Regions from separate parts of the Homo sapiens genome. Here region 2 is linked to region 1. Evidence: chromatin loops called from intact Hi-C (ENCODE). Cell type or tissue: HepG2. All regions are shown on one strand. Links, peaks and the distances in the headings refer to the core of each region. The heading gives the core; the rest is flanking DNA. Region 1 holds the start of SDF2L1 (stromal cell derived factor 2 like 1). Region 2 overlaps UBE2L3 (ubiquitin conjugating enzyme E2 L3).

The links. Peaks named below come from ENCODE experiments on the same cell type or tissue, not always from the same donor. Only the 100,000 strongest peaks of a DNase experiment are listed, where the experiment ranks them.
Region 2: it touches region 1 in a loop (4-fold over the local background); 8 of 110 quality-filtered maps call a loop at or near these places.

What each region holds. Positions count from the first base shown.
Region 1 is chr22:21,636,347-21,651,473 of GRCh38, forward strand. It overlaps SDF2L1 (stromal cell derived factor 2 like 1), which reads left to right and starts at 5,956. Exons shown (of 3, transcript NM_022044.3): 1 at 5,956-6,177; 2 at 6,516-6,712; 3 at 7,548-7,953. The coding sequence starts at 5,991. The coding sequence ends at 7,829. It overlaps CCDC116 (coiled-coil domain containing 116), which reads left to right. Exons shown (of 5, transcript NM_152612.3): 5 at 86-983. The coding sequence ends at 724. RefSeq lists a silencer at 5,765-6,194. In HepG2, for the core only: CTCF peaks have their summits at 5,289 (motif pointing left), 6,843 (motif pointing left), 7,799 (motif pointing left) and 10,549 (motif pointing left); DNase peaks (open chromatin) are centred at 5,295, 5,785, 6,845, 10,555 and 1 weaker place; H3K4me3 peaks cover 2,224 bases.
Region 2 is chr22:21,586,489-21,601,615 of GRCh38, forward strand. It overlaps UBE2L3 (ubiquitin conjugating enzyme E2 L3), which reads left to right. Exons shown (of 4, transcript NM_003347.4): 2 at 6,373-6,468. Among named protein-coding and RNA genes, the nearest start is that of UBE2L3, 26 kb to the left of the region's middle. RefSeq lists a silencer at 1,669-1,728 and enhancers at 4,246-5,059, 12,591-13,525. In HepG2, for the core only: a CTCF peak has its summit at 7,546; a DNase peak (open chromatin) is centred at 7,543.

The sequences.
Region 1 (15,127 bases), core at 3,588-11,587:
GGCACAGTGGCTGGAAGGGGTGTCACAGAGGGATGGGGCTGGCAGGTGTGACATGTGTCCCTTTCCCTCCCCGGCTGCTATGCAGAGCCCCTGCAGCAGCAGCAGGTTCACGAAGAAGAAGCCGCTGCCCTCCATCTCGTCGAAGTCCAGCATGTCTCACTTCTCCAACCGCCTTTATGAGGAGCTCGCCGACTTCCTGACCCAGCAGGCAGCCTCCTTGGTCATCCGCAAGTACGAGTTCGAAAAGGACCTCAGTAAGCAGCTGGGCTTCTTCTCCTTCCCCATCACCCACGTGCTCAGGGACCTTTCCCTGGGCTTAAAGAAGGTAAAAGGCTCCCGCATCCACCTGTCCTCGGAGACCCACCGGAGCTGCCTGCTGCGTAAACTGGAGGAGTCCAAAAGGGCCCGGCAGGCCTCCCGGCTCAGCACCTCCCACTGCAGCACAGAGACACCCTCTGTGCAGCAGGAACCAGCCACCCACACTGCCCAGGACCAGGCCACAGAGCCCTGCCGCTCCCTCTACACCAACTTGCCAGCCAGCCGGCAGCTCAGCCCTTTGGAGCCCAAGCTCTACATGTCTGCCTGCACCGGCATGGGTTCCAGTCCCCCCAAGTCCAAGGACATGGACAATGAGGGCCGTGATAAAGCCGAGATTGAAGATGAAGATGAGGATGAGTTCAAGGATGAAGACCAGGATGAGGACAAGGATGAGGATGGAGTCTAGAGCCTCCCAGAGCCTGGAGAGGAGGCCTCGGTCAGCCACTCCGTGGACGTGGGCCACGGTGACCCACCATGAAGTCCCCACTAGCCACTCGATTCCCTGCTCTGTCAGAGTTGCTGCACATCACACCAGCCCCTGCCAAGAGCAGGAGTCACCACAGGCTGAATGCCCACGAGGAGCTCTGCTGAGACTCTCAAGGGAGCCAGTGAAAGAAATAGAAATAAAGCCTGTGTTGCTGGGACACAGGTTTGCTGTCCTGAGATTTCAGCCGCCATTTTATTTATTTACTTATTTGTTTATTTATATTTAAGATGAAGTCTTGGCCGGGCTCATGCCTGTAATCCCAACACTTTGAAAGGCTGATGTGGGCAGATCACTTGAGGCCAGGAGTTGGAGACCAGCCTAGCCAACATGGTGAAACCCTGTCTCTACTAAATACAAAAATTAGCCAGGTGTGGTGGCAGGTGCCTGTAATCCCAGCTACTTGGGAGGTTGAGGCAGGAGAATGGCTTTAACCTGGGGAAGCAGAGGTTGCAGTGAGCCGAGATTGCATCACTGCACTCCAGCCTGGGTGACAGAGTGAGACTGTGTCTAAAAAAAAAAAAGAAAAAAAAAAGTCTTGCTCTATCTCCCAGGCTGAAGTGCAGTGACATGATCTCAGCTCACTGCAACCTCCACTTCCTGGCTTCAGACAATTCTGCCTCCTCAGCCTCCTGAGTTGCTGGGACTACAGGCACCCACCACCATGCCCAGTTAATTTTTTTATTTTTAGTAGAGACGGGGTTTCACCGTGTTGGCCAGGGTGGTCTCGAATTCCTGACCTCAAGTAATCCGCCAACCTCTGCATCCCAAAGTGCAGGGATTACAGGCATGAACCACCACACCTGGCCACTAATTTTTTTTGTATTTTTAGTAGAGATGGCGTTTCACTATGTTGGACAGGCTGGTCTCGAACTCCTGACCTCAGTTGATTTGCCCGCTTCAGCCTCCCAAAGTGCTGGGATTACACGCATGAACTACCACACCTGGCTTTTATTTTTATTTTTATTTTTTGAGATGGATTCTTGCTCTGTTGCCCAGGCTGGAGTGCCTTGGTGCGATCCCGGCTCACCACAACCTCTACCTCCCGGGTTCAAGGGATTCTCCTGCCTCAGCCTCTTGAGTAGCTGGGACTACAGGCGTGCGCCACCATGTCGGGCTAAATTTTTTTTGTTGTTTTTTTGGAGACGGAGTCTTGCTCTGTCGCCCAGGGTGGAGTGCAGTGGCGTGATCTCTGCTCACTGCAAGCTCCGCCTCCTGGGTTCATGCCATTCTCCTGCCTCAGCCTCCTGAGTAGCTGGGACTACAGGCACCCACCACCATGCCCGGCTAATTTTTTTGTATTTTTAGTAGAGACGGGGTTTCACCGTGTTAGCCAGGGTGGTCTCGATCTCCTGACCTCGTGATCCATCTGCCTCGGCCTCCCAAAGTGCTGGGATTACAGGCGTGAGCCACTGCGCCCTGCCAATTTTGTATTTTTGATAGAGACAGGGTTTCACTGTATTGGCCAGGCTGGTCTCGAACTCCTGGGCTCAAGCGATCCGCCCACCTCGGCCTGCCAAAGCACTGGGATTAACGGCATGAGCAACTGTGCCCCGCCCAACACTGGAGTTTGACCGGCTCAGTGGAGTAGTGGTGTACATTGGAGTTGCTCATGTGACTGCTTTCAGCTGCTCATTGAACTGAGGCTGGAGCATTCCAGGGTCCCTCTCTATGTGGCCTCTTACCACGTAGTAATCTGGCACTTCATTACAGTAAGGTGCATTCTCTAGCTTCCTAGAAGGATAAAGCCAGACCTGCCAGCGTTCTTATGGCCGGTGCTCAGAAGTCCCCAAACAGCACTTCTTCGGCATTCGATTGGTCAAAACAAGTTGCGTAGCGGGGCTCGGTGGCTCCAGCCTGTAATCCCAGCACTTTGGGAGGCCGAGGCGGGCGGATCACGAGGTCAGGAGATCGAGACCACGGTGAAACCCCGTCTCTACTAAAAATACAAAAAATTAGCCGGGCTCGGTGGCGGGCGCCTGTAGGCCCAGCTACTCGGGAGGCTGAGGCAGGAGAATGGCGTGAACCCGGGAGGCGGAGCTTGCAGTGAGCCGAGATCGCGCCACTGTACTCCAGCCTGGGCGACAGAGCGAGACTCCGTCTCAAAAAAACAAAACAAAACAAAACAAAACAAAACAAGTTGCGCTACCTACTCAGATTCAAGGAAAGGCGAAATGGACTCCATGTCTTTTCTTTGGCTTATGGGGATGGGAGGAATTGTTAGTGGTCATATTTGGAGACTAGCTACCACCCTTCCTCCTCTCCACAGCTGATTGTACCTTGAGCAGCCCTTGTTGAGCCAATCAGATTCTCTCTTGAGAACCTGAACCTTAAGACAAATTATAGTTGGTAGGTGGAGGGCACTGGAGATGCCATAATCAGCCCTGAGGAGCTGCCCATAGGGTGAGCAGGGGAAGGTGGTCTGCAGCAGGAGGCCGGAGAAGGGAACAGCAAAGAGAGGCGACCAGGCTGCCCCTGAGAGTCAAGGGAGTGCTACGTTGGCTTCCCCAACTCTGGGTCTGGTATCTCAGCCTACTTAGAATCCTATCTTGCTTGTCAGGAAGATTGCCTGCTGTGTCCTCAGCCTCCTACGGTCCTAAATGCAATTGGGAAATGGCTGGCAGGTTCTAGCAGGGAACTGGCATGATCTTTTGATCTATGCTTTTACCACTTTTCTTTTGAGACGAAGTCTTACTTTATTGCCCAGGATGGAGGACAGTGGCGCGATCTTGGCTCACTGCAACCTCTGCCTCCTGGGTTCAAGTGATTCTCCCACCTCCGCCCTCCGAGCAGCTGGGATTACAGGCACATGAGACCATGCCTGGCTAATTTTTGCATTTTTAGTAGAGACGGGGTTTCACCATGTCTGGTCTGGAATTCCTGACCTCAGGTGATCCTCCTGCCTTCGCCTCCCAAAGTGCTGGGATTACAGGTGTGGGCCACCGGGCCCGGCCTATACCTGTAATCTTAACACTTTGGAAGGCCAAGGCGGGTGGATCACCTGAGGTCAGGAGTTCAAGACCAGCCAGGCCAACATGGTGAAACCCCGTCTCAACTAAAAGTACACAAATTAGCCAGGCCAACATGGTGAAAACCCGTCTCTACTAAAAATACAAAAATTAGCTGGGTGTGGTGATACATGCCTGTAATCCCAGCTACTCAGGGGGCTGAGGCAGGAGAATTGCCTGAACCCGGGAGGCAGAGGTTGCAGCAGTGAGCCGAGATCGTGCCACTGCACTCCAGCCTGAGTGACAGAGTAAGACTCCGTCTCAAAAAAAAAAAAAAAAAAAAAAAAAAAAAGACTTCTTGAATGATGCACATGGGAGACTCAAAAGTTTGAAAAAAAAAAAAAAAAAGGCTGGGTGCCGTGGTGGCTCATGCCTGTAATCCCAGCACTTTGGGAGGCTGAGGCAGGTGGATCACCTGAGGTCAGAAGTTTGAGACCAGCCTGGTCAACATGGTGAAACCCTGTCTCTACTAAATATATTTAAAAAAGTAGCCGGGCGTGATGATGCATGCCTGTAATCCCAGATACTCAGGAGGCTGAGGCAGGAGAATCACTTGAACCCAGGAGGTGGAGGTTGCAGTGAGCCGAGATCGCGCCATTACACTCCAGCCTGGGTAACAAGAGCGAAACTCCGTATTAAAGAAAAAAAAATTGTTGAATGAGATGTGAGGAGCAAGGTAAAGAGACGAATGAAAGAAGAATCCCAAGTTTTGGGCCTGAGCATCTGCAGAATGGAGGTGCCATTTACTGAGACTCATAAGCCTGGGGGAGGGGTAGTTTGAGGGCGGAGACCAGGAATTCTGCTTTGGATGTGCTGATTTTGAGATGATGGCTGACATGTCCAAGAGTATATATCCATCGCCTCTCAGATAGTACTTCAGCTCTTCCACCCTAGACTGGAGACCCCTCAAGTGCAGGGACTACCAAATCCAGGGCAGACTGACTTTTAACCGTTTGGACACCTAAATGCTGAAAAGATCAAGGTGTCTTATACTACATGTAACTCAAAATCAAAACAGTATTAAACACGAAACCCCCAAAATAACATGTTGCTGTAATGAAAATGGCTTTACTCTGGATTTTCTGAACGCAAAATTCTGGATGATTTAATTAAATATGAACTTTTCTCTCTGCTTTGCCTGTGCTTCAACTACACCCTAGTCAGACTCTTGAGCCCAGAGCTATTTGCTCTGTGACCCCACAGGATCTGGAGTGAAGCTGCTGTAACAATGTCCCATGAATGAATAAATAAACAGAGGTGTAAGTTTTCCTCCCTTGAAGGTTGAGCTGACAACACTCTGAGAAGGCGGCAAGAAGGAGACCTACTCATGGCCAGGAGACCTGGGACACGGTCGCCCAGGCATGGTTCCCACAGCCCCTTGGTCTCCTTTGACTCTGGTTTCCTAAGACAGCTTTGGGACTTTCTGGTGAGAAGCTGCCATTATTCTCAACGCTACAGCTCCCTGCTGCCCTCTCCTGCCCGATGACCCAGTGACCACGAGATTTAGCCACGAAAGGAGTCAAATGTATAAGTGGCCAGGGGAATTCAGAAACCCCAGGGTCTAGGGACTGTGGTGACCCAGTATCAGAGAGGGCCTAGGGCCGAATGACTGGAGGTTTCATTAATCCCGGGGTCCAGGGACTTAAGGACTGATCCCGATTCAGTGACCCCGGGATCTGTCGACTTTGTGACCACAAAATCTAGCGATCCAACAACCTCAAGACCCTGCAGCTGCGGGCCCAGGTTCTGAGGGGAGAGACTCATTACTGAGTGCCCAGGAGTCCAGGATCAAGGGGCGTCGTGAAAACGTGCCTGCAGGGTCCTAGGATCCTGAGCCGGTGTCCAGGGACTCACCGGCTGCGAGGAGCCGCGTCTTCACCAACTGTTCACGCTCACTCTCCGCGGCTCGGAGACTCAGCCGCCCTTCCCTGGGCACTCATTGGTAAGTCCTCGGAAGCGTGGACCAATCAAAACCCTCCTCGTGTCTCCAGTCCCCGCCCAGCTACGGCTCTCGCGAACCGGGGGCGGGCCCTCCCCGCGCTGACCCAGTGGCAGTGCAAGCGGAGTGCCGCGCGGGCCGACTATTGGCTGCCGCAAGCGGGCGCTGTCAGAACCGGATTGGGCCGCGGCGGGGACGGAAGCGGCCCCTGGGCCCGAGGGGCTGGAGCCGGGCCGGGGCGATGTGGAGCGCGGGCCGCGGCGGGGCTGCCTGGCCGGTGCTGTTGGGGCTGCTGCTGGCGCTGTTAGTGCCGGGCGGTGGTGCCGCCAAGACCGGTGCGGAGCTCGTGACCTGCGGGTCGGTGCTGAAGCTGCTCAATACGCACCACCGCGTGCGGCTGCACTCGCACGACATCAAATACGGATCCGGTGCGTGGGGCCAGCGACTGGGAGAGCGCGGGGAACCGGGGCTCGGGGTTGGGAGTGTGGAGACAGGGTGGTCATGGGGGTCTGTGGGCCGTCTGGAAGCCGGGCGGCGGGGGCTCTAGAGTCGTTGGGAGGTCGAGGGGCCAAAGCTTTGAGGGTGTCGAGGATATTGAGGGTGGGGACGGTCGTCGGGGAACTGCGGGCCCAAAGACTGAGGGGGTGTCAGGCGGGGGCTGGGGGTGAGCCCTTGGGGTCCCCTGGGACATGTTCTGGTCCCAGGGCGAGGGTCCGGGGTTCCGCGATTGACGGAGACCCTGGGTGTGTGGGGTGTCACTCCTCAGGCAGCGGCCAGCAATCGGTGACCGGCGTAGAGGCGTCGGACGACGCCAATAGCTACTGGCGGATCCGCGGCGGCTCGGAGGGCGGGTGCCCGCGCGGGTCCCCGGTGCGCTGCGGGCAGGCGGTGAGGCTCACGCATGTGCTTACGGGCAAGAACCTGCACACGCACCACTTCCCGTCGCCGCTGTCCAACAACCAGGTGAGCCCCTCCCGGAGCCCCCAGAGAGACTCCTGGCCTGTGTGAGGGGCCAGAGACAGAGCCCTGGGTTCCAATCCGAGCCTCAGCTTCTTCGTGAAATGGAAATTTCACTTCAGAGATGGTTACTGAGCGCCCCCTCGGGGGACACAGAGTAACTCCGCCAGGATCCTGCCCTCAGGTGCTCCCGGCCCGGCAGGGAGAACGACGGGAGAGAGATCCGGAGAGATACGCCTGGATAGCTCTTCCTCTGGTGGCAAGTGGGACCCAGGAGGGGAATCCACACAGCCTTGAGGGTGGGGAATAGGAAACTCCACTGGGGAGGAGGAACTCAGGCTAGATCTGAAAGGATGATTAGGAGTCCTACAAGCCACAAAGGGGAAAGAGAGACTTCCCAGGCCAGCAGAAGAGATTGTGCCAATGCATGGAGGTCATTGGAATTCAGGGGATTGGAATGGAACAGTGGGTGCCCTTGGGGAGCTGGTGGAAGAAAATGTTTGAGATAGATAGACAGCTTGACTGTTAGCCTGAGGGGCTGAATTTTAGGCTGAAGGTAGGTCAGAGGGGTTAGGACTGGGAAAATGTGGAGGAGGAGGCCTTAGCTCCGTGGGGACCAGTGGTCTCTGCACAGACAGATGCAATGGTGTGTGCATGTGTCTGAAGAGCCCATGCTGGGGAGGGAGTGCTAGAGGTTGCGGGGGCGGGTCATGGTGTCACCTTTTGCAGCTGTGGGAGCTGAGGCTCCAGGAAGGGTAGGGAAGAACCCGAGGCTCGGTGTACTAGGTGCGAATGCCGCCTTCTGTGGTGACCACTGTCTTCTCATCCTTTGCACCTATAGGAGGTGAGTGCCTTTGGGGAAGACGGCGAGGGCGACGACCTGGACCTATGGACAGTGCGCTGCTCTGGACAGCACTGGGAGCGTGAGGCTGCTGTGCGCTTCCAGCATGTGGGCACCTCTGTGTTCCTGTCAGTCACGGGTGAGCAGTATGGAAGCCCCATCCGTGGGCAGCATGAGGTCCACGGCATGCCCAGTGCCAACACGCACAATACGTGGAAGGCCATGGAAGGCATCTTCATCAAGCCTAGTGTGGAGCCCTCTGCAGGTCACGATGAACTCTGAGTGTGTGGATGGATGGGTGGATGGAGGGTGGCAGGTGGGGCGTCTGCAGGGCCACTCTTGGCAGAGACTTTGGGTTTGTAGGGGTCCTCAAGTGCCTTTGTGATTAAAGAATGTTGGTCTATGATTGCGTTTCACTGTGAGCCTGAGGATGACCAGGAGGTGCCAGCCCAGGCCCAGTTGATCATTTCTTCCTCAGTGCAAAACCTGTCTCCAGCCCAGCCTGACTGCTGAATCTGTCCAAACCCTTTATTATTTTTTTTTCGGGGGGCGGGGGGGAGGTTTGCTTTTTTTTTTTTTTTTGAGACGAACTCTCGCTCTTGTCCCCCAGGCTGGAGTGCAATGGCGTAATCTCAGCTCACTGCCATCTCCGTCTCCCGGGTTCAAGTGATTCTCCTGCCTCAGCCTCCCGAGGAGCTGGGATTATAGGCACCTGCTACCACACCCGGTTAATTTTTATATATATATTTTAAGTAGAGATGGGGTTTCACCATGTTGGCCAGGCTGGTCTCGAACCCCTGACCTCAGGTGATCTGCCTACCTCAGCCTCCCAAAGTGCTGGGATTAAAGGTGTGAGCCACCATGCCCGGCCTGGGTTTTGCTTTTTTTTTTTTTTTTTTTTTTTGAGGCGGAGTCTTGCTCTGTCACCCAGGCTGGAGTGCAATGGCACTATCTCGGCTCACTGCAAGCTCCGCCTCCTGGGTTCACGCCATTCTCCTGCCTCAGCCTCCCAAGTAGCTGGGACTACAGGCACCCGCCACTGTGCCCGGCTAATTTGTTTTGTATTTTTAGTAGAGACGGGGTTTCACTGTGTTAGCCAGGATGGTTTCAATCTCCTGACCTCGTGATCTGCCCGCCTCGGCCTCCCAAAGTGCTGGGATTACAGGCGTGAGCCACCGCGCCAGGCCGGTTTTGCTTTTTTAGAGATGGTCTCACTCCGTTGCCCAGTCTGGAGTGCAGTGGCATGATCATAGCTCACTGTAAACTTGAACTCCTGGGCTCAAGTGATCTTTCCACTTCAGCCTCCTGACTAGCTGGGACTACAGGCACACACCACCATGCCCATCTAATTATTATTTCTGATGAGACAGGATCTTGCTCTGTCATCCAGGCTGGTGTACTGGCAGTGATCATAGCTCACCGCATTCTGGGCTCAAGTGATTTTCCCACCTCAGCCTCCCAAGTAGCTGGGACTACAGGCATGTGCCACCATGCCTGGCTAATTTTTTTTTTTTTGAGATGGCGTCTTGCTCTGTTGCCAGGCTGGAGTGCAGTGACACAATCTCCGCTCACTGCAGATTCCGCCTCCCAGGTTCAAGCCATTCTCCTGCCTCAGCCTCCTGAGTAGCTGGGATTACAGGCACGTGCCACCACGCCCAGCTAATGTTTGCATTTTTAGTAGAGATGGGGTTTCATGATGTTGGCCAGGCTGGTCTCGAACTCCCAGCCTCAGGTGATCTGCCCACCTCGCCCTCCCAAAGTGCTGGGATTATAGGCATGAGCCACCGTGTCTGCCCTCTCTGGCTAATTTTTAAAATTGTTTTAGTAGAGACAAGGTCTCACTGTGCTGCCCTGGTGGGTCTCAAATTCCTGAGCTCAAATGATCCTTCCACCTCTGCCCCCATAAAGTGCTGGGATTACAGTTGTATTACTTTTATTTTGAGACAGGGTCTTACTGTTTTGTCCTGGCTGGACTCGAACTGCATGGCTCAAGCCTCCTCCTGCCTCAGTCTCTCAAGTGGCTGGGATTACAGGTGGATGCCACTGTGCAATCTTTTTTTTTTTTTTTTTTTTTTTTTGAGACGGAGTCTCGCTCTGTCACCCAGGCTGGAGTGCAGTGGCGCGATCTCGGCTCACTGCAAGCTCTGCCTCCCAGGTTCACACCATTCTCCTGCCTCAGCCTCCCAAGTAGCTGGGACTACAAGCACCTGCCACCACGCCTGGCTAATTTTTTTGTATTTTTAGTAGAGACGGGGTTTCACCGTGTTAGCCAGGATGGTCTGGATCTCCTGACCTCATGATCTGCCAACCTCGTGATCTGCCCGCCTTGGCCTCCCGAAGTGCTAGGATTACAGGCATGAGCCACCGCGCCCAGCCGCCACTGTGCAATCTTAACCTTTTCAGTGGTCTTCCATGTACTCCAGTGCTGCCCTGGGCATCCCCCTGTCCACCCTGAGGCGGTCTGATGGCAAGTGACCCCAGGTCCCCAGCCCCTTAGCTTTATGAACCTTCCTGTTAAGGGCCAAGGCCAGACCTCAGAGCAGGATGGGTGGGAGCCCCACTCCCTGTCAGCTGGGATGGGGCACAAGCTCTCCAGCTCCCTCATCCCTAGATGTGAGGAGCTCACTCTCCTGTCAGTTGTGGCAGTCTTGACACCTGTATATGACCAAGGGACAGGTGAGGATTCTGCCCATCTGCTGGAAAGTAGCATTGCAGTTTCACTCACCGGGTGCAAATGGCACCCCACCATAGGCACATGGCATCTCAGGCCCCCACCACGACCTTTGAAAGTCTCAATGAAATAACAGAACTACAGAAGATATTGCAAGGGAAGGCAGCCACATAAAACTGCTACCTGCAGAGATCTGAGAAGGCTGCCTGGAAGAGTAGGCACAATTTGGGCAGGCCAGAGTATCGTACCTTTAAGGCAGGAGCAGACGAAATAGGAGAGCCCTAATAAAGGAAGAGAACTGTTAGCTTTGCTGGTGTGTTGGTGGCCTCTAGCGGTTATGGCAGAGATTACAGGCTTCCTGGACTTGATAACTTAGCTGGGCTGCTGTGGGTCGGCCATGGGAGCTACTGAGTATAACGGTTTGCTTCCCTGAAGCAGAACAAAAGAGCCCAAGGAGAGGCTAGGGGTGGCAGCTGGCTGAAAGAGGCTCGGAATAGTGTGGACAGAGCACCTTGCACTGGAGAAATCAATTGACCTTTCGTGGTTTTTTGTTGTTGTCAATGCCTCTGTTGCCCAGGCTGGAGTGAAGTGGTGCAATCTCGGTTCACTGCAACCTCCACCTCGCAGGTTTAAATGATCTTCCCACCTCAGCCTCTGGAGTAGCTGGGACTACAGGCATGCACCACCACACCCAGCTAATTGTTGTATTTTTTCTAGAGACAGGGTTTTGCCATGTTGCTCACACTTGTCTCGAACTCCTGGACTCAAGTGATCTGCTCACCTCAGCCTGCCAAAGTGCTGGGATTACAGGCTTGCACCACCACGCCTGGCCTCAGTTGACCTTATTAAAGGATGGAGCAGCTGGACATGGTGGCACACGCCTGTAATCTCAGTGCTTTGGGAAGCTGAAGTGGAAGGATTGCTTGAGCCCAAGAGTTGGAGACTGCAGTGAGCTATGATGGTGCTACTGCATTCCAGCTGGGCAACAGACTCTGTCTCTTTAAAAAAGAAAAAAAAGGGGGGGGGGGGCCAGGCATGGTGGCTCACGCCTGTAATCCCAGCACTTTGGGAGGCCAAGGCCGGCGGATCACAAGGTCAGGAGATCGAGACCATCCTGGCTAACACGGTGAAACCCCATCTCTACTAAAAATACAAAAATTAGCCAGGCGTGCTGGCGGGCGTCTGTAGTCCCAGCTACTTGGGAGGCTGAGGCAGGAGAATGGCATGAACCCGGGAGGCGGAGGTTGCAGTGAGCCGAGATTGCACCACTGCACTCCAGCCTGGGTGACAGAGTGAGACTCCATCTCAAAAAAAAAAAAAAGGCCGGGCATGGTGGCTTACACCTGTAATCGCAGCACTTTGGGAGGCTGAGGTGGGTGAATCACGAGGTCAGGAGATTGAGACCATCCTGGCTAACATGGTGAAACCCCGTCTCTGCTAAAAACACAAAAAAATTAGCTGGATGTGGTGGCGGTGCCTGTAGTCCCAGCTACTCGGGAGGCTGAGGCAGGAGAATGGCGTGAACCCGGGAGGTGGAGCTTGCAGTGAGCCAAGATCGTGCCACTGCACTCCAGCCTGGGCAACATAGCAAGATCCCATCTCAAAAAAAAAAAAAGCCTTGGGGTGGGGTGAGGGGGTGGGAGAAAAGCTCTAGCCAATTGTGAATTTGGACTCCTGGGCTTAAGCAATTCTCCCATCTCAGCCTCCCAAAGTGTTGGGATTGTAGGTGTAAGCCACAGCACCTGGCTTTTTCTTTTTTATTTTTTTGGGGAGATAGGATCTTGGTCTGTCACCCAGGCTGGAGTATAGTGGCGCAATCACAGCTCACTGCAGCCTCTATCTCCTGGGCTTAAGAGGTTGTCCCACCTCAGCCTCCTGAGTAGCTGGGACCACAGGCATGCCATACCACACCTGGCTAATTGTTAAATTTTATGTAGAGATAGGGTTTTGCTATGTTGCCCAGGCTGGTCTCAAACTCCTGGGCTTGAGTGATCCTCCCACTTTGGTTTCCTTTTTTTCTTTCCTTTTTTTTTTTTTTTTTTTGAGGTGGAGTCTCACTCTGTCGCCCAGGCAGTGCCGTGGCTCTATGCAACCTCCGCCTCCCAGGTTCAAGTAATTCTCCTTCCTAGCCTCCCGAATAGCTGGGATTACAGGCAAGTGCCACCACACCTGGCTAATTTTTGTATTGTAGAGACGGGCTTTTGCCATGTTGGCCAGGCTGGTCTCGAACTCCTGACCTCAGGTGATGTGCCTGCCTCGGCCTCCCAAAGTGCTGGGATTGCAGGCATGAGCCACTGTGCCTGGCCCTCGCCTTGGCTTCTGAAAGTGCTGGAATTACAGCCATGAGCCACTGCACCTGGCTTCATCGTTAAACTTCTTGAGGATCATCTACAAGTCTATCCATCTCTCCCATTACTCATCTGACCTGAGAGGATTTGAATGGAAGTATATTGTTGGGAGGTGATTCCAGAAAATGCTGGCACAGAGGAATGGGGCTGTGAGAGGGGAAGGGAAAGAAGCTAGTGAAAGGTGCATTATTGAGCAAGTTACCCCTTTGGGCAACTGGAGCTCAATCCCACTGGGGATCTCTGGGACCCAGTGCAGAACGTGCATCAAAGTTATCCCACCCAGCTGGGTGCAGTGGCTCTCATGTGTAATCCCAGTACATTGGGAGACCAAGGCGGGCGGATCACTTGAAGCTAGGAGTTCAAGACCGGTCTGGCCAAGAAGGCGAAACCCCAGCTCTACTAAAAAAAAATACAAAAATTAACTGGGCATGGTGATGCATGCCCATAATCCCAGCTACTTGGGTGGCTGAGGCACTCCAGCCTGGGCGACAGAGTGAGAGTGTCTCAATAAATAAATAAATAAATAAATAAATAAATAAATAAATAAAAGCTATTCCACTCAAGGGGCAAGGAAGTGAGGTACTTACCTCCCAAAGTAGTTTCCCTCACAGGCTGGGTCTGCTGAGTGGGTGGGGGGAGCCACTCTGTAGCACTTTGCACTGGCCTTGTACACTGGGTAAGGGACTCCTGAAGCCAGAATAAGGCCCCCAGGCTGAGCCTCAGGTGCTGGCCATGAGCATCCTTTCTGTAGAGGTAAGTGCCAAGGGGATATGGGTGGGGCACCAACAGGGTAGACTACATCCTATGTATTCATCCGTTCTCACACTGCTATAAAGATACTACCTGAGGCTGGGCATGGTGGCTCATGCCTTTGGGAGGCAGAGGCAGGTGGATCACCTGAGGGCAGGAGTTCGAGACCAGCCTGGCCAACGTGGTGAAACCTTGTCTCTACTAAAAATACAAAAATTCGCTGGGAGTGGCCAGGCACGGTGGCTCACGCCTGTAATCCCACCACTTTGGGAGGCCGAGGCGGGTGGATCACCTGAGGTCAGGCATTTGAGACCAGCCTGGCCAACATGGTAAAACCCCGTCTCTACTAAAAACACAAAAAATTAGCTGGGCTTGCTGGCGGGCGCCTGTAATCCCAGCTACTCTGGAGAGTGAGGCAGGAGAATCACTTGAACCTGGGAGGCGGAAGTCACAGTGAGCCGAGATCGCACCATTGCATTCCAGCCTGGGTGACAGGAGAGAAACTCCGTCTGAAAACAAAAACAAAAATTAGCTGGGAGTAGTGGTGGGCACCTGTAATCCCAGCTGCTTAGGAGGCTGAGGCAGGAGAATTGCTTGAAACCTGGGAGGCAGAGGTTGCAGTGAGCCAAGATCGTGCCATTGCACTCCAGCCTAGGTGATGAGAGCGAAACTCTGTCTCAGTTAAAAAAAAAAAAATGATACTTCTTGGGACTGGGTAACTTATAAACAAGAGATTTAATTGACTCACAGTTCTGCATGGCTGGAGAGGCCTCAGGAAACTTATAGTCCTGGTGGAAGGCAAAGGGGAAGCAAGCCATGTCTTACACAGTGACAGGAGAGAGAGAGTGCTCAGGGGAAACTGCCACTTTTATTTATTTTTGAGATGGAGTCCTGCTTTGTCGCCCGGGCTGGAGTGCAGTGGTGTGATATCGGCTTACTGCAACGTCCACCTCCCAGGTTCAAGTGATTCTCCTGCCTCAGTCTCCTGAGTAGCTGGGACTACAGGCGTACACCACCACACCTGGCTAATTTTTGTATTTTTAGTAGAGACAGCGTTTCACCATGTTGGCCAGGCTGGGAAACTGCCACTTTTAAAACCATCAGATCTTGTGAGAACTCCTTCACTATTACGAGAACAGCATGGGGGAAAGTGCCCCCATGATCCAATCACCTCCCACCAGGTCCCTCCCTTGACACTTGGGGATTACAATTCTAGATGAGATTAGGCTGGGGACACAGAGCCAAACCATATCACCCTGCAAATCCAAGGGGGCACTCCTCTGGTCCAGCCCCAGCTCCTATGGGCTGTCAAAGCCCACTCCTCCCTCTCTGTCTATTCCCCCACCTCCGTTACCACACATAGGTAAGCAGTGAGGTGAGGAGTGTTGACCAAGAGGAACCCAACAGTGCACAAGTGGGAATCCCTGGGCAACCAAAGCCCATGCTGTGGGAGCAGATAAGATTGTTCCAGGCAGAATGCAGGACAAGGCCAAAAATAAAAACTGTAGTGGCAGCAGAACTCACTTTCAGTGAACACTTACTAAATGCCAGGTGCTGGGCCAACAATTTACACAGCATCTCATTTGCTGCTGGCAACAGCCAGCCCTATGGGGCAGGTTTGATTGCCATCTCAATTTTGCAAGAAGGCAACAGGGGTTCATAAAGATTCAAAACCACCTCTGCCTGCCTCAAAAACATTTGCTCTCAGCCATTGGACCGATAATAAAGCAGGAGGGGTTGCAGGGGCACAGTTGTCTAAGCACAGCTCCTCCCTTCCCTCTAGGAGCCGTTCAACAGCCCGGTGATCAATA
Region 2 (15,127 bases), core at 4,506-12,505, 49 kb before region 1:
TCAAACTCCTGACCTCAAGTGATCCGCCCACCTCGGCCTCCCAAAGTGCTGGGATTACAGGCTTGAGCCACTGCACCCAGCCTTTTTTTTTTTTTTTTAAACGGAGTCTTGCTCTGTCACCCAGGCTCAAGTGCAGTGGTGTGATTGCAGCTTACCACAACCTCCACCTCCCGGATTCCAGTGATTCTCCAACCTCACCCTCCCAAGTAGCTGGGAATACAGGAGTCAACCACCATGCCCGGCTAATTTTTGTATTTTTAGTAGAGACAGTGTTTTACCATGTCGGCCAGGCTGCTCTCAAACTCCTGTCCTCAAGTGATCCACCCGCCTCAGCCTCCCAGAGTGTTGAAGCGTTGGAATTACAGGTGTGAGCCACTGTGCCCGGCCTTTTTTTTTTTTTTTTTTTTTTAAGATAGGTTCTCGCTCTGTCGCCCAGGCTGGAGTTGGAGTACAATGGTGTGATCTTGGCTCACGGCAACCTCTGTCTCACTTGTTCAAGCAATTCTCATGCCTCAGCCTCCCGAGTAGCTGGAACTACAGGCATGCACCCCTATGCCTGGCTAATTTTTGTATTTTTAGTAGAGATGGGGTTTCACCATGTCAGCCAGGCTGGTCTCAAACTCCTGGCCTCAAGTGATCCACCTGCTTTGGCCTCCCAAAATGCTGGGATTACAGGCATGAACCACCACGCCTGGCGCTGGCATAGATTCCTTTTTTTTTTGAGACGAAGTCTTGCTCTGTCACCAGGCTGGAGTGCAGTGGCGCGATCTCGGCTCACTGCAACCTCCGACTCCCTGGTTCAAGCTATTCTCCTGCCTCAGCCTCCCGAGTAGCCGGGACTACAGGCAGGCGCCACCATGTCCACCTAATTTTTGTATTTTTAGTAGAGACGGGGTTTCACCATGTGGTCTCGATCTCCTGACCTCGTGATCCACCCGCCTTGGCCTCCCAAAGTGCTGGGATTACAGGTGTGAGCCACCGCGCCTCGCCTAGATTTCTTGATTAGTGGCTCCTGAGGGGTTCTGAAACCTGGCCTTGTGTGAGGGTTACCTGGGGAGATTTTGAACAGTTTTCTAGGCCTCATTGTAGACCCCAAAAAGAAGCAAAAGAGGAACTTTGTTAACTGCTTTGCCAAGACGCAGGTGTGTACATCTGAGCTGTGTGACTGAGCACTGGCTATATACAGCAGTGTCCTGTTCTCCCATCTCCTCTCAGGACTTGAGTCCGTGGCCTTCTGCTGGGGCCCAGGGCCCATCTCTCCTGTTAGTGCTTGCAAAGCTGTTAAGTAACCATCCCTCTCTGCCATGCTTCACACTTTGCCCTGGAGTGGGCATCAAGCTCTCTGGGGTTGAGTTTGGGGCATGGGTGTTTTCCATTTTCAGGAGCTGGGTGGCACCCCTGGGCTTTTTCAGTTCCCCTCTATACACTGAAGTCTACTTGGGCTCCGAAGTGGACCTCATTCTGAGAAGCATTGCTCTCTTTCTCCTGCACCACCTGCCCTGGTTGGGAAGCCTGCTGTCCCCATCAAGAGAAGGAATGTGTGAGCTGCCTGGTGCTTTCCCTTGAACTCTCTCTTTGTCAGCACTGCACCATCAGCCCTGAGCAGCTGACTTGGGTTGCTTCTTGCTCTGAGCAGAACTGAAACAAACCTTTGTGGGAGTGTTATTTGTAAGCATCTGTCATTCTTGGCTTTGGTCTTCCTAACTCTGTTCTAGAGCTGGGCTGCTCTTGCGGTTTTTATCAGGTCCTTTCTTCTGTCATTTGTAACATCCTTTTGAATTCCACTTCTTGGAATTTACATTGGTTTCCTTCAATTCCTTCCCTAATTCTTCACTGTCAGGACCATTCTCAGTTATCGGGGCACAGTTTTGCTTGAGGGTTTACAACCATCTTGAGGGTTTGAGTCATCTGGCCTTTTGAGTCTCAGATATTCAGATGGAACTGATCTCTGAATGATTCCAATTTTTCTTCTTTCTTTTTTTTTTTTTTTTTTTTTTGAGATAGGGTCTCACTCTAGTTGCCCTGGCTGGAGTGCAGTGGTTGTAATCTTGACTCACTGCACAGCCTTGACTGCCAGGGCTCAGGTGATTCTTCCGCTTTCACCTCTCAGCCTCCCAAGTAGCTGGGACCACAGGCATGTACCACCATGCCTGGCTACTTTTTTTTATTTTTTATTTTTATTTATTTATTTTTGAGACAGAGTCTTGCTCTGTCACTCAGGCTGGAGTGCAGTGGCGCAATCTTGGCTCACTACAACCTCCGCCTCCTGGGTTCAAGCAGTTCTCTGCCTCAGCCTCCCAAGTAGCTGGGATTATAGGTGCCTGCCACCACGCCCGGCTAATTTTTTGTATTTTTAGTAGAGACGGGGTTTCACCATCTTGGCCAGGCTGGTCTTGAACTCCTGACCTCGTGATCTACCTGCCTTGGCCTCTTAAAGTGTTGGGATTACAGGCGTGAGCCACTGCACCCGGGCTGTATTTTTTTTAGTGGAGACAGTGTTTTGCCATGTTGGCCAGGCTGGTCTTGAATTCCTGGGCTCAAGCAGTCTGCCTGCCTTGGCCTCCCAAAATGCTGGGATTACAGGTGTGAACCACTGCGCCTGGCCTGAATTTATCTTCTTGAAGTTGTTTTCCTCAGTGGAGGCATGATTGGAATTTTTTTTTTTTTTTTTTTTTGAGACGGAGTCTCGCTCTGTCACCCAGGCTGGAGTGCAGTGGCGCAATCTTGGCTGACTGCAAGCTCTGCCTCCTGGGTTCACGCCTTTCTCCTGCCTCAGCCTCCCGAGTAGCTGGGACTACAGGCGCCCGCCACCATGCCCGGCTAATTTTTTTTGTATTTTTAATAGAGACGGGGTTTCACCATGTTAGCCAGGATGGTCTTGATCTCCTGACCTCGTGATCCGCCCACCTCGGCCTCCCGAAATGCTGGGATTACAGGCGTGAACCACTGCGCCCGGCATGATTGGCATTTTGGGCTAAATAGTTTCTGTCCACAGGACCGTCTTGTGCAGTGCAGGTCTTTTAGCATCCTGGCCACTCATAGTGCCCGTGGTTCTCAGTAGAAGCTGTAGAGGATGTTGGGAAATTGGGGTGGGTTGGTCACAGTGCCTGGCATCTGTCTCAGGGTAAGGGCTTGGGAGGCTCAAGTGCAGAGTCGTATCTGGATGCCAGCAACACCCTGTTGAGAAACTTTCTACTATGGTATGCTCATCATTCTCTGAAGATGTCAGGGCCTGTTTGTTTGTTTGCCTGTTTCTCTCACTTTTGCCTTATAATCAGTTCTTCCTTGTTGGTTAGAATCATGTAAAGGAGGTTGCCTTTTCTGTCTTTGGAGAGCTTAACTTGACGGCAAGGTAAGTTGGGAGTTTATGTGATAACCCTACTTAGGATTCTCTGAGCTTCCCAACCCTGCTGTCATTAGCATCCTCAGGGTTGCCCATTCTTCTTTCTGGCCAGGTGTGTGGCTCACTCCCATGGCAGTATTTCTTTTATCTTTGTCTGTGGATCCCCTGGATCTCCTTGATACCAAAGCACCAGTAAGTGTCCTTTCTGCACCCCTGCCCTTAGTGCTCCTCACTGACTGCTTCCTCTCCTTTTTCTTGAGCAAGATACAGTTTTTCACTCTCATGTTACAGTTGAGTTCCATCTTGCCATATTTTTATAATTCTTGTGAAATTTACCTTGTGTTTATCATCCCTACTTTATTTTTTTATTTTTTTATTTTTTCGAGACAGAGTTTCGCTCTTTTCGCCCAAGCTGGAGTGCAGTGGTGCGATCTTAGTTCACTGCAACCTCTGCCTCCCGGGTTCGAGCGATTCTCCTGCCTCAGCCTCCCGAGTAGCTGGGATTACAAGCGCCCACCACCACACCCGGCTGATTTTTGTGTTTTTAGTAGAGATGGGGTTTCGCCATGTTGGCCAGGCTTGTCTCGAACTCCTGACCTCAGGTGATCCACCCACCTTGGCTTCCCAAAGTGTTGGGATTACAGGCGTGAGCCAACGCACTCAGCCATCACCCATACTTTATACTGTTGGAGTGTGGATTTCTGAAACCATAAAGTATATTTACAGATGATTTTAAAATTTGTTTTGTCCCATAAATGTTAGATATCTTCACTGTTGTTTCTTCTTTTTTTAGTTGTCTAGTTTCAAAGTTCTGTGTGGCATATTTTTTTCCTATCTGTATTTGGTTTAAAACATTTTGTTTGCTAGGACTCCAGCCTTAAGGGACGTGCATGGTATACCCTGTCCTTAGCCAAGAATCTTACTCTAGTATCTTGAGCCAAGGTCAAAAAAGCCAAACACAGCATTGGAACTGTATTTATAGAAAATCCTTCCCACCCCAGATTCCTTTTTCCTCCCAAAGCCCCAGCTTCCCATCCACCCACCAACCTGGTCATTAAGCACATGTTTGAGCACCACTGTGAGCCAGGCGCTGGCAGGACCAGGGCTTCCTGATCCCTGCCCTTGTTGAGCTTACATTCTATTTGGAGAGTGGAAGGAGGTGGCAGTGTGGGTGTGAGATCTCTTCCCCTTTCTGAGTCTGCCCAGGCTTCATAATCCCCAGGGGAGCATTTCTTATGAGTCTTGTGAGCAGGAGGACCAGGTGGCAGTTGGCAGGTTGGAGTGGTCCCTCAGGTTCCGTACCTCCTTATGCAGGGAAAGAGGGGCCTCATGCAGGTGGAGAGGGGCCAGGCCACCCCATTCCTCACTGCAGGAGGTTGCAGCCCATGCCGCTAACGCCTCCTCAGGGAGAAATGGATCCATCATCGCTCCCAGCAGTGCCTCTTCTCTCACCACAGCTATAGCCTGTGAGAAATCCCTATGTTCAGGCTCCACCCACACTTGCTGGACCAGAATTTCTGGGGCTGGGCCCAAGTCCAGGTGATTGTGGTGGGCAGATGAGGGTGACAGGCAGGAGCACCCTGTGGGGGGAAACTTGTGCCTGTTGCCTGCTATGAAGCACCAGTGTGTTCCACCTCTTCCGTGTATTCATTCACTGCACTCTCCCTCTCTGCTGCTCTGGGCCGGGCGCCCAGCACATCTTCCTACTCAGAACCAGTAACCTGGGCTCCGGTTCCCCCTTCCTTGCCAATTGTTTCCTTCCCTGCCTGTGTAGCCTCAGGGTGCCTTTTAAACTACCACTGTGTGATGGAAGTATGAGGTGCAAGGATCTTTTGGGCTTGATGTGGGGGCTGATAGGGAGCCCCCAAGCCACTGTGAGTTGAAGTACCACGTAAGGAGGTTCTGGAGGGTGCTGGAGCTGGGCCAGAGGAAGCAGCCTGGCGAAGGAGGCAGGGCTCAGCTGGATGGTGCTCGGGCTGCAGAAGAGAAGGTGCCTGACAGGTGTGGAGGCGGCTTTTGTGCCACTGGATGGGAGGCCGGGCTGAGGCGGGTAGAGTGGCACTTCATGTGTCAGAGTGGAGGAATGTTGGCGAGGCTGGTGTTCTGGCAGGAGGGCATTGCTGGGTGGTTTGGGTTATAGCGCCTGCCAGGCATTCACTGAGATGTTGGAGGCAATGGGAAATGTCAGGCTGGTGCACAGTTGAAAAACAGGTGACAGACAGTTCTGAAGACATCTCAGGCAGGACCCTGAAGTCGTAAAGTTGTGCTTTCTGGGTGAAATGGCACTTGCTGCATTGACTGTTTATACAACAATAACCCCACATATTTGCAAGGGGTCCTGTTGCCCACAACATGGCTTCCCTTTCCTTTTCTGCACTCTGGGTCTGTTTTGCAGCTGAGGAAACAGGCTCAGTGAAGGTTTCCCGTCCCCACCCCCCCACTCCCACCCCAGTCCCAGACTGGATGGTTCTCTTTGCTGTGTGCCCATGTTGAGGTGGAGTCCTTCTGAAATCACACTTATAGCACTGGGTAGAAAACTGGATATGCGTTTGTGTCTGGTTTGTTCCCAGTCCCCAGTTTTATTCATCTTTAGCTTCTCAGCATCCGGTGCATAATCAGTGCTTAATGAATCTTGATTGGAAGGTATCAGGTGTAGAGCACCTCAGGATAGCTCCTGCCACATGTCTGCCCTATGCAGGGTGCTGAGGGATTTAAACAGCCATGGTGACCAACCCAAAGAGGAGGTGGTACGTCTGCAGAAGCATGGTTCCCCCTGTCCTATTCAGGGGGGTTCACTGAGGTGGGGGCTTGTCTTGGTCTGGGGCATGGGGAGAGGCAACAACCTTGCAGAGGGGACCGCCATGGCAGCTCCATGCCTCCTTAACCACTCCAAGCACAGTTTAGTCCTCACTGTCCAATTTTGTCATTAGCATTTTTGGCACTTGGTTTAATTTGAGGGCATCAGGAGGGATCTTAATATGTGGTGCTTTCCCCTATTTGACACCCCTTTATGCTTTGTCAATCAACAGGAGCTTGAAGAAATCCGCAAATGTGGGATGAAAAACTTCCGTAACATCCAGGTTGATGAAGCTAATTTATTGACTTGGCAAGGGCTTATTGTTCCTGTGAGTATTGAACACTTCCACTTCCTACCAGATTATTCTTTAAGGTGATGTGTGTGCTGTTGGGCTTGTTTTTCTGCTCCTTAGTAGGCTCTTAGTCTAGGCAGCCAGCAGATGCACAGAAGTGGCTGTCGCTCTAGGGTGATAAGGTAGGGAGTGTAGCCTTGGGTCCTGAGTAGAGTCACATCTTGGCACTCGTTTTGTCAAATTCAGGGAGTCCTGAGCTTTGCAGATCTGTAGACACAGAGAAAAGGAGTGTGTCTGTGCTCCTGCTCTTTCCTGACTTCCCTGCGCCTGGCCTGATGGATCAGCAGGACCTTCTTCTCTGAGCTCCTCAGGAGGGGACAAGCATTCCCCTCTAGATATTTTGCTTTCTCTCTTGGTTTTGCATTCATGTCTCTAACCCTTTGGATACCTGTATTTCGGGCTTTATTCCTGGTCCCCTCCAACCTGTGCCTTCCATTTGTCTCAAGTCCCTTTTCCTAATTGCCCACATGTTCCCCTCACCCCATGTCTTTTCTGGGGCTTATGCCTCCAGTGTCTGCCCCCACAGCCCAGCTCCCCCATCTCACAGTCTTCTGCCTTCTGATGGGCTCAAGGCCCTCCTAACGATGGCTTTCCTTAGCACCCTCTTAGTGCCTACTCTTTTCTGCATCCTTTGATCCCCTCCCCTTCAAGAGGCTTGTCTTATAATTAACTCCAGTTTGCAATCCCCCTTCCTCTCACTCTCCTGAAACCACGTCACACCCAGCCCACAGGCTGCCCCCACTGTTGTCACACCTCTAGCTCGGCAGTGCTGGCATCATGGCCCTTGCTTGCCTCCTGAGCTTTTGGAGCACGGGCAGCATTCCAGCCCCCAGTCCTGTGACCAGCCTGCCACTCGCTCCTGTTCTGCCACTCCTTCCTCCTCACTCTTAAACATGACTCTTGTTGGTCTCCTGCTGTTCTCCTGTTCTGTTTTGTCTCGGGACCCTACTACTTTCGGCATCATAGATGATTATGCCAGACATGAAGGATTCCCACACCTGTCTCCATTCCTGCCTTCTCCCCGGAAGCTGCACCATCTGTCCACCAGGCGGCCTCACTTGGTCATTGTGTAGCCTTCAGCTACCTCAGCTCACACCCTTGTCCTGCGTGAGTGCCCTCCTTTCCTGTTCTTCCTCATCCACTCACCTTCTCTGTTCCTTTTCATTCCCACTTTGCACATCTGAGCCTCTGGCCCTTGCCCTGTGCCTGCCGCTGTCCTGTATATAATTTGTTCTCATGGATGGATTGGCTGCTTTGCCAAAGCAGAGCATGGAGCATGCTTCCTCCTGTAGATGCTTCTTCCTGATGCTGGTTATAAGGTCATGAGCATGGAGCATGCTTCCTCCTGTAGATGCTTCCTCCTGTAGATGATTTCTCCCTGTAGATGCTTTCTTCCTGATGCTGGTTATAAGGTGAGCATGGAGCATGCTTCCTCCTGTAGATGCTTTCTTCTTGATGCTGGTTATAAGGTGAGCATGGAGCATGCTCCCTCCTGTAGATGCTTTCTTCTTGATGCTGGTTATAAGGTCATGCTTTTTTTTTTTTAAGTCCCTGAATTTGATCAGCAGTTATTGGATTTGTAGTTTATTTCCATAATCATTTGGATAACTAAGGAAAGATATGCTTTGTAATGATTTAGTATGCTCAGAATGTTTAAATCTGGGAGCTTCCAGTCTGATTTTGAAGATGAGTCCTTTAGATTTCTTTAGGCTTGATGGTGTTAGGGCTCAGGGCAAAGGGTGTGGGTGGCAGAGACACCTCTGCATGGGAGGGGTTGGCCTGTGAGTGCAGCCCTTGCCTACTCTAGGGACCTGAAGATGGCCGGGACCATCTGACCTCTTGTCCCTTTTCTAATTGAGATTGTGTAGTCTACTGAGCAAAGAAATGAACAGTTAATCTGTGGCTCTTTGGAAAATGATAAAAATGAATGGAATGGTTTTAAGTGGTAAGGCTTGGGCAGTCTGGCCCTGAGAATTTAGTGGCCTGAGAGCCTGCTAGCCAGCTCCACGGGTAGATTGCTGCTGGGCATGCTCTGCCCCAACTCATGCAAAGGCCTCCCTCTGGTTTCACGCTGGCAGGGGCTATGGAGCAGTGGGCTAAGATCTTACTAGGGCAAAGGTGGAGGCTGGCTGGTAGAATCCAAGTGTGCTTGGGCTGAGGCTCTGGGGAGCTATCCAGGCCAAAGTTTCACCTTGGAGACGGTAAGCAACAGCCAGGGCTGCTCTTGTCCCTGTGTATACCACTTCTTCTCGGTCCTCTCCCTTGCTTTCTTCCAGGGCCCCTGGGTTTGTATGAGGAATGTTTCAATGAAGTCTTCTTCCTTCTCCAGAGCAGTTAAGGCATTGTTGACATCTGACATCCCCAGGGTCCACACTTGTACCCCAACCTGGGCTTTAGGTCTTCCTGCATTGGACGGGCTGGGCCAGCATGGGAATCTACTATACAAACTCACCTGAGGTCTGCCCAGTTGGGGTAAAAGTAGAGCCAGGCCGATGAAGGCATGGCAGCCCAGCCCTGGTCCTTAGTGGAGAGTGGTGCTGTCCTTGGGTAGCCACCTAGCGATTGCCCTGGTCGTAGTGCACAGAGGAGGGCAGGTGGGAGGGAAGGCTGGGGAGGTACTTCCTAGAGACTTCATTGTTGCCAACGCAACTCTGGTCTATTCCCTTTAAACATTTGTTTTTCTGTAATTTTTTTTCATCTAAGATGCTAAGGTAACGTCTAAGGAAGAAAATATTACCCATAATCACATCATCAAGAAATTCAGTTACATTTTGTGTACTGCCCTTTAGGAACTAGAGGTGTGGTAGTCACCCTTCTTGAAGCTTCTAGCCCAGTGAATGTGTTTACTCTTAACCTTCAGCATACTTCCTCTCAGCCTTTTTTCATGCAGTTTCTTTTTTTTCTTTTTAATTGAGTTGGAGTCTCGCTCTGTCGCTATGCAGTGGCACGATCTCGGCTCACTGCAACCTCCGCCTCCCGGGTTCAAGCGATTCTCCTGCCTCAGCCTCCCAAGTAGCTGGGACTACAGGTGCGCACCACCACACCCCGCTAATTTTTGTATTTTTAGTAAAGACGGGGTTTCACCATGTTGGCCAGGATGGTCTCAGTCTCTTGACCTTGTGATCCACCCTCCTCAGTCTCCCAAAGTGCTGGGATTACAAGCGTGAGCCACCACGCTGGCCTTCATGCAGTTTTTAATAAACCATTTCATAACTTCATAATAATGTTTTGGTTTTTTGAGGCAGGGTTTTGTGCTGTCACCCAGGCTAGGGTGCAGTGGTGTGATCATGGCCCATTGCAGCCTTGAATTTCTGGGCTCAAGCAATCCTCCTGAGTAGCCAGGACTACAGGTGTGTGCCACCACACCCAGCCAATTTCTTTTTATTTTATTCCATTTTATTTTATTTTTTGAGACAGTCTTACTCTGTCACCCAGGCTGGAGTGCAATGGTGTGATTTTGGTTCACTGCAACCTCAGCCTCCTGGGTTCAAGTGATGCTTATACATCAGCCTCCCGAGTAGCTGGGATTGCAGGTGTGCACCACCATGCCCAGCTAATTTTTGTTCTTGTTTTTGAGACAGAGCCTTGCTCTGTTGCCCAGGCTGGGGAGTGCAGTTATGCGATCTCGGCTCTCTGCAACCTCCATCTCCCGGGTTCAAGCAATTTTGGCTAATTTTTGTACTTTTAGTAGAGACTGGGTTTCTCCATGTTGGTCAGGCTGGTCTCGAACTCCCGACCTCAGGTGATCCACCCATCTCAGCCTCTCAAAGTGCTGGGATTATAGGCATAAGCCATTGCGCCCATCCTGTAACGTCTTAAATTTCCACTACAAAGGTTCCAGTTCATCCACATCCTTGCTAACATTTGTTATTTTACTTTTTTTTTGTTTTTACGTTACAGCCATTCTAGTTGGTATGTAGTGCTGTCTCATTGTGGTTTTGATTTCTGTTTTCTTCATACTAAGGATGTAGAACATGTTTTTGCATGGTGTGTTTTTTGTTTTTTTGTTTCTTTTTGAGACAGGGTCTCACTCTGTTGCCCAGGCCAGAATGCAGAAGCACAGTCTCGTCTCACTGCAACCTCTGCCTCCCGGGTTCAAGTGATTCTCCCACCTCAGCCTCCCGAGTAGCTGGGACTATAGGCGTGCACCACCACACCTGGCTAATTTTTGTATTTTTTGGTAGAGACAGGGTTTTACCATGTTGGCCAGGCTGGTCTCGAACTCCTGACCTCAAGTGATCTGTCCGCCTCAGCCTACCAAAGTGCTGGGATTACAGGCTTGAGCCACCGTGCCTGGCCTGATGCACTAAAGTTTTAAATTTTTTAATTTAATTTTTATTTTTAGAGAAGGGGTCTTGCTCTGTCATCCAGGCTGGAGTGCAGTGGCTCAATAATGGCTCTCTGCAGCCCCAGACTCCTGGGCTCAAGCAGTCTTCCCAAGTAGCTGGCACTATAGGCACATGCTGCAACCCCCAGCTAATTTTAATTATTTTTTCTGTAGAGATGGAGTCTTGCTGTGTTGCCCAGGCTAGTCTTGAACTCCCAGGCTCAAGTGGTCCTCCTGGCTTAGCCTCTGAAAGCTCTGGGATTTACAGATGTGAGCCATCACACCTGGCCTTAAATTTTTAATAAAGAAGTCCAATTTATCTATTTTTAATTTTGTTGCCTATACTTTGGTTTGATTTTTAAGACACTGTTGCCAAATCCAAGGTCATGCAAATTTTCCTGAGTTTTCTTCTAAGAGTTTTATAGTTTTAGCTCTTAAATTTGGATCTTTGATCCATTTATATGTAGATTTTTTTTTTTTTTTTTTTTTTTTTTTTTTTTGAGACAGGCTCTCGTTCTGTTGCCCAGGCTGGAGTACAGTGGCATGATCATGGCTCACCACAGCCTCAACCTCCCAGGCTCAAGCGATCCTCCCACCTCAGCCTCCAGAGTAGCTGGTACTGAAGGCATGAGCCACCACGCCCAGCTAATTTTTGTATTTTTTTTTTTTTTTTTGTAGAGATGGGGTTTTGCCATATTGCACAGGCTGGTCTTGAACTCCTAGACTCAAGTGATCCGCCTGCCTTAGCCTCCCAAAGTGCTGGGATTACACCACTATGCCCTGCCTCATTTCTTATTTTAATAATATGAGTCTTTTCTCTTTTTCCTTTTATCAGTCTAGCTAAAGTTTTTTCAATTTTGTTGATCTCTTCAAGGAAGGTTTCATTAATGTGTGTGTGTGTGTTTTTCATTTATCTCCTCTGTGCTTACTATTTACTTCTTTCTTGTGTTATTACTTTCTTTGTTCCTTAAAATATCCAGTTAGATTATTGATTTCAGACTTGCTTTTTCAATGTAGGTATTTAAAGCTGTAGATTCCCTTTGAGCACTACTTTTGCTGCATAACTTAAGTTTTGGTATGTCATTTTTTTTTCTGAGGATATTTTCTAATTTCCCTTGTGATTTCTTCTTTGACCCATTGCTTGTTAGAGAGTACGTTTAATTTCCCCATAATTGTGAGTTTTCTAGTTCTGTTATTGATTTCTAGTTCCCTTTCCTTCTCCCTTTCCCTTTCCTTTTTTTTTTTTTTTTTTAAATAAATAGAGATGGGGGCTGGGTGCAGTGGCTCACACCTATATTCCCAGCATGTTGGGAGGCTGGGGTGGAAGGATCGATTGAGCCTAGGAGTTCAAAACCAGCTTGGGCAATATAGCAGGACCCCGTCTCTATTTTATTAAAATAATAATAATAATAAATGGGTTCTCCCTGTGTTGCCCAGGCTGGTCTCAAACTCCTGGGCTCAAGCGATCCTCCTGCCTCAGCCTCCCAAAGTGCTGGAATTACAAGCATGAGCCACCATGCCCCCACCCGCCTAGTTCCATTTCTTTTTTTTTTGAGACAGAGTCACTCTGTCTCCCAGGCTGGAGTGCAGTGGTGTGATCTCAGCTCACTACAGCCTCTACCTCCTGGGTTCAAGCAATCTTTTGCCTCAGCCTCCCTGGCAGCTGGGGCTACAGGCATACACCACCACGCTCGGCTAATTCTTTTGTATTTTTAGTAGACACAGGGTTTCGCCATGTTGGCCAGGCTGGTCTTGAACTCCTGGCCTCTTTCACCTTTTTGCAGTTACATTTGTAGTTAGACCTCTCACCTTCTTTCTGCAAGCTTATTTGCACAGCAGTTGCTCCTAAAATCCACGCCCTCCGGATGCCTCATTCCTCCTTTCTGCATTGCCCCTCTGGCCTTTGATGGGAGCTGCATCCTGCCTCCCTGGGCTCAGCACTTGCCTGTAATTGTCAGTTCTTTTCTGCTTCCTGCTAATTGTGCCACTCTGCCTTCTCTCTCCCCTACTTCCGTCTCCTGTAGCTGTAATGGTTGAGACCAATGAGGGCAGCCCTGTTTTCTGAGGGCACACTGGAGTTGTTTTGGGGAGAAAGAGTATCCCCCTACATTGATGGGGCTGTTGAGCTCCTATCACAGCCAGACACAAGGTTCTATGGACAGAGGCCACAGAGAAGCCACCCTCCTGGAATCCATGGTCTCTTAAGCACTGAGTGTGGCTCCACCTGCAAGGCACTTAAGACCAAACAGAAGCAGGGCAGCGGTGGGTGGGAGGGTGACAATATCTGGACTGCATAGTGGAAGGCAGTGTGAGCAGAAACTATGAAAAAATATAGGCAGTGTGAGGACATATGTGTAGTTTGCATAGATGTACAGAAATTAAGGCCTTTGAGAGCACCATGTATGCACAGAGAACGTTCTTGGGCTGTGCAGCAGAGGCCTGACGGCATCCTGGGGAATGGGGTGTCTGGTGGGATTTTTTGTTTGTTTTGTTTTTTTCACTTCTATTTTTGGTGTGAGTGCTGTATTTTTTCCATTCTTGGGAGAAAAGTGAATTATGTATGAGAAGTACTCATGGCTATTTGAGCCCAAAAGGAAGGAATGGTCTTTGTCAAATTCGGTTAATGGAGATTGTGATTTTAATTGTAGATACAATTCAGAAGGTAGTTTATGAACATTATGAAATGAAAGATTGGAAAACCAGTTCTAAAATACTTATTCCTGGCCGGGCGCGGTGGCTCATGCCAGTAATCCCAGCACTTTGGGAGGCCGAGGCAAGTGGATCACCTGAGGTCAGGAGTTTGAGACCAGCCTGTCCAATGTGGCAAAACCCCGTCTCTACTAAAAATACAAAAAATTAGCCGGGCCTGGTGGTGGGCGCCTGTAATCCCAGCAATTTGGGAGGCTCAGCCAGGAGAATCGCTTGAACCGGGGAGGTGGAGGTTGCGGTGAGCTGAGATCGTGCCATTGTGTTCCAGCCTGGGCAACAAGAGCAAAACTCCATCTAAAAAAACAAAACAAAACAAAACAAACAAAAAAACTTATTCCTACTATTTACTTCCAAAGGGAATACGATTGAACTCTTTAGTGTTGAAGTATTTGTTGCCGGCCGGGTGCAGTGGCTCATGCCTGTAATCCCAGCACTTTGGGAGGCCAGGGGAGGCGGATCACTTGAGGTCGGGAGTTCAAGACCAGCCTGGCCAACATGGCAAAACCCCATCTCTACTAAAAATATAAAAATTAGCCGGGCGTGGTGGCAGGCATCTGTAATCTCAGATACTAGAGAGGCTGAGGCAGGAGAATTACTTGAACCCAGGAGGCGGAGGCCGCAGTGAGCCAAGATCGCGCCACTGCACTCCAGCCTGGGCGACAGAGTGAGACTCCATCTCAAAAAAAAGGAAATATTTGTTGCCAAAGAACTGTATTATGAAAAATCCCCAAAACCAAGTTGTTGAAAACAGTACAAAGAAGTCATCTTCAGAAACCAATATTAGAACAAGATGAATCTCATGTGGCAGATTTTTTGATTCAAATAACCAAAAAGCCTGTTTTCAGAAGAGACAATAAATACTTAAAGGCAAGGAGGGACGTGGTGGCTGACACCTGTAATCCCAGCACTTTGTGGGGCTGAGGAGGGTGGATCACCTGAGGCCAGGATTTTGCGACCAGCCTGGCCAACATGATGAAACCCTATCTCTACTAAAAATACAAAAAATTAGCTGGGTGTGGCGGCAGGTGCCTGTAGTCCCAGCTACTTGGGAGGCAGAGGCAGGAGAATTGCTTGAACCCAGGAGGTGGAGGTTGCAGTGAGCTGAGATCGCGTCATTGCACTCCAGCCTCGGTGACAGAGCGAGACTCTTTCAAAGAAAAATCAATCAATCAATCAATCATACTTAAAGGCAATTTACAAAGTTAAGTTCTTGTGACTTTCGAACATGGAGTAAGGACATATTCCATGTTCAGAAGTCACAAGAACTTAACCTCCTAAACTTAACTCTTTTGGGTTTTTTTGTTTTTTTGTTTTTGAGACAGAGTCTCTCTCGTCCCCCAGGCTGGAGTGCAGTGGTGTGATCTCAGCTCACTGCAACCTCTGTTTCATGGGTTCAAGTGATTCTCCTGCCTCAGCCTCCTAAGTAGCTGGGATTACAGGCGTGTACCACTACGCCTGGCTAATTTTTTTGTATTTTTAGTAGAGATGGGATTTCACCATGTTGGTCAGGCTGGTCTTGAACTCCTGACTTCAAGTGATCCACTCACCTCAGCATCCCAAAGTGCTGGGATTATAGGTATGAGCCACTGTGCCTGGCCT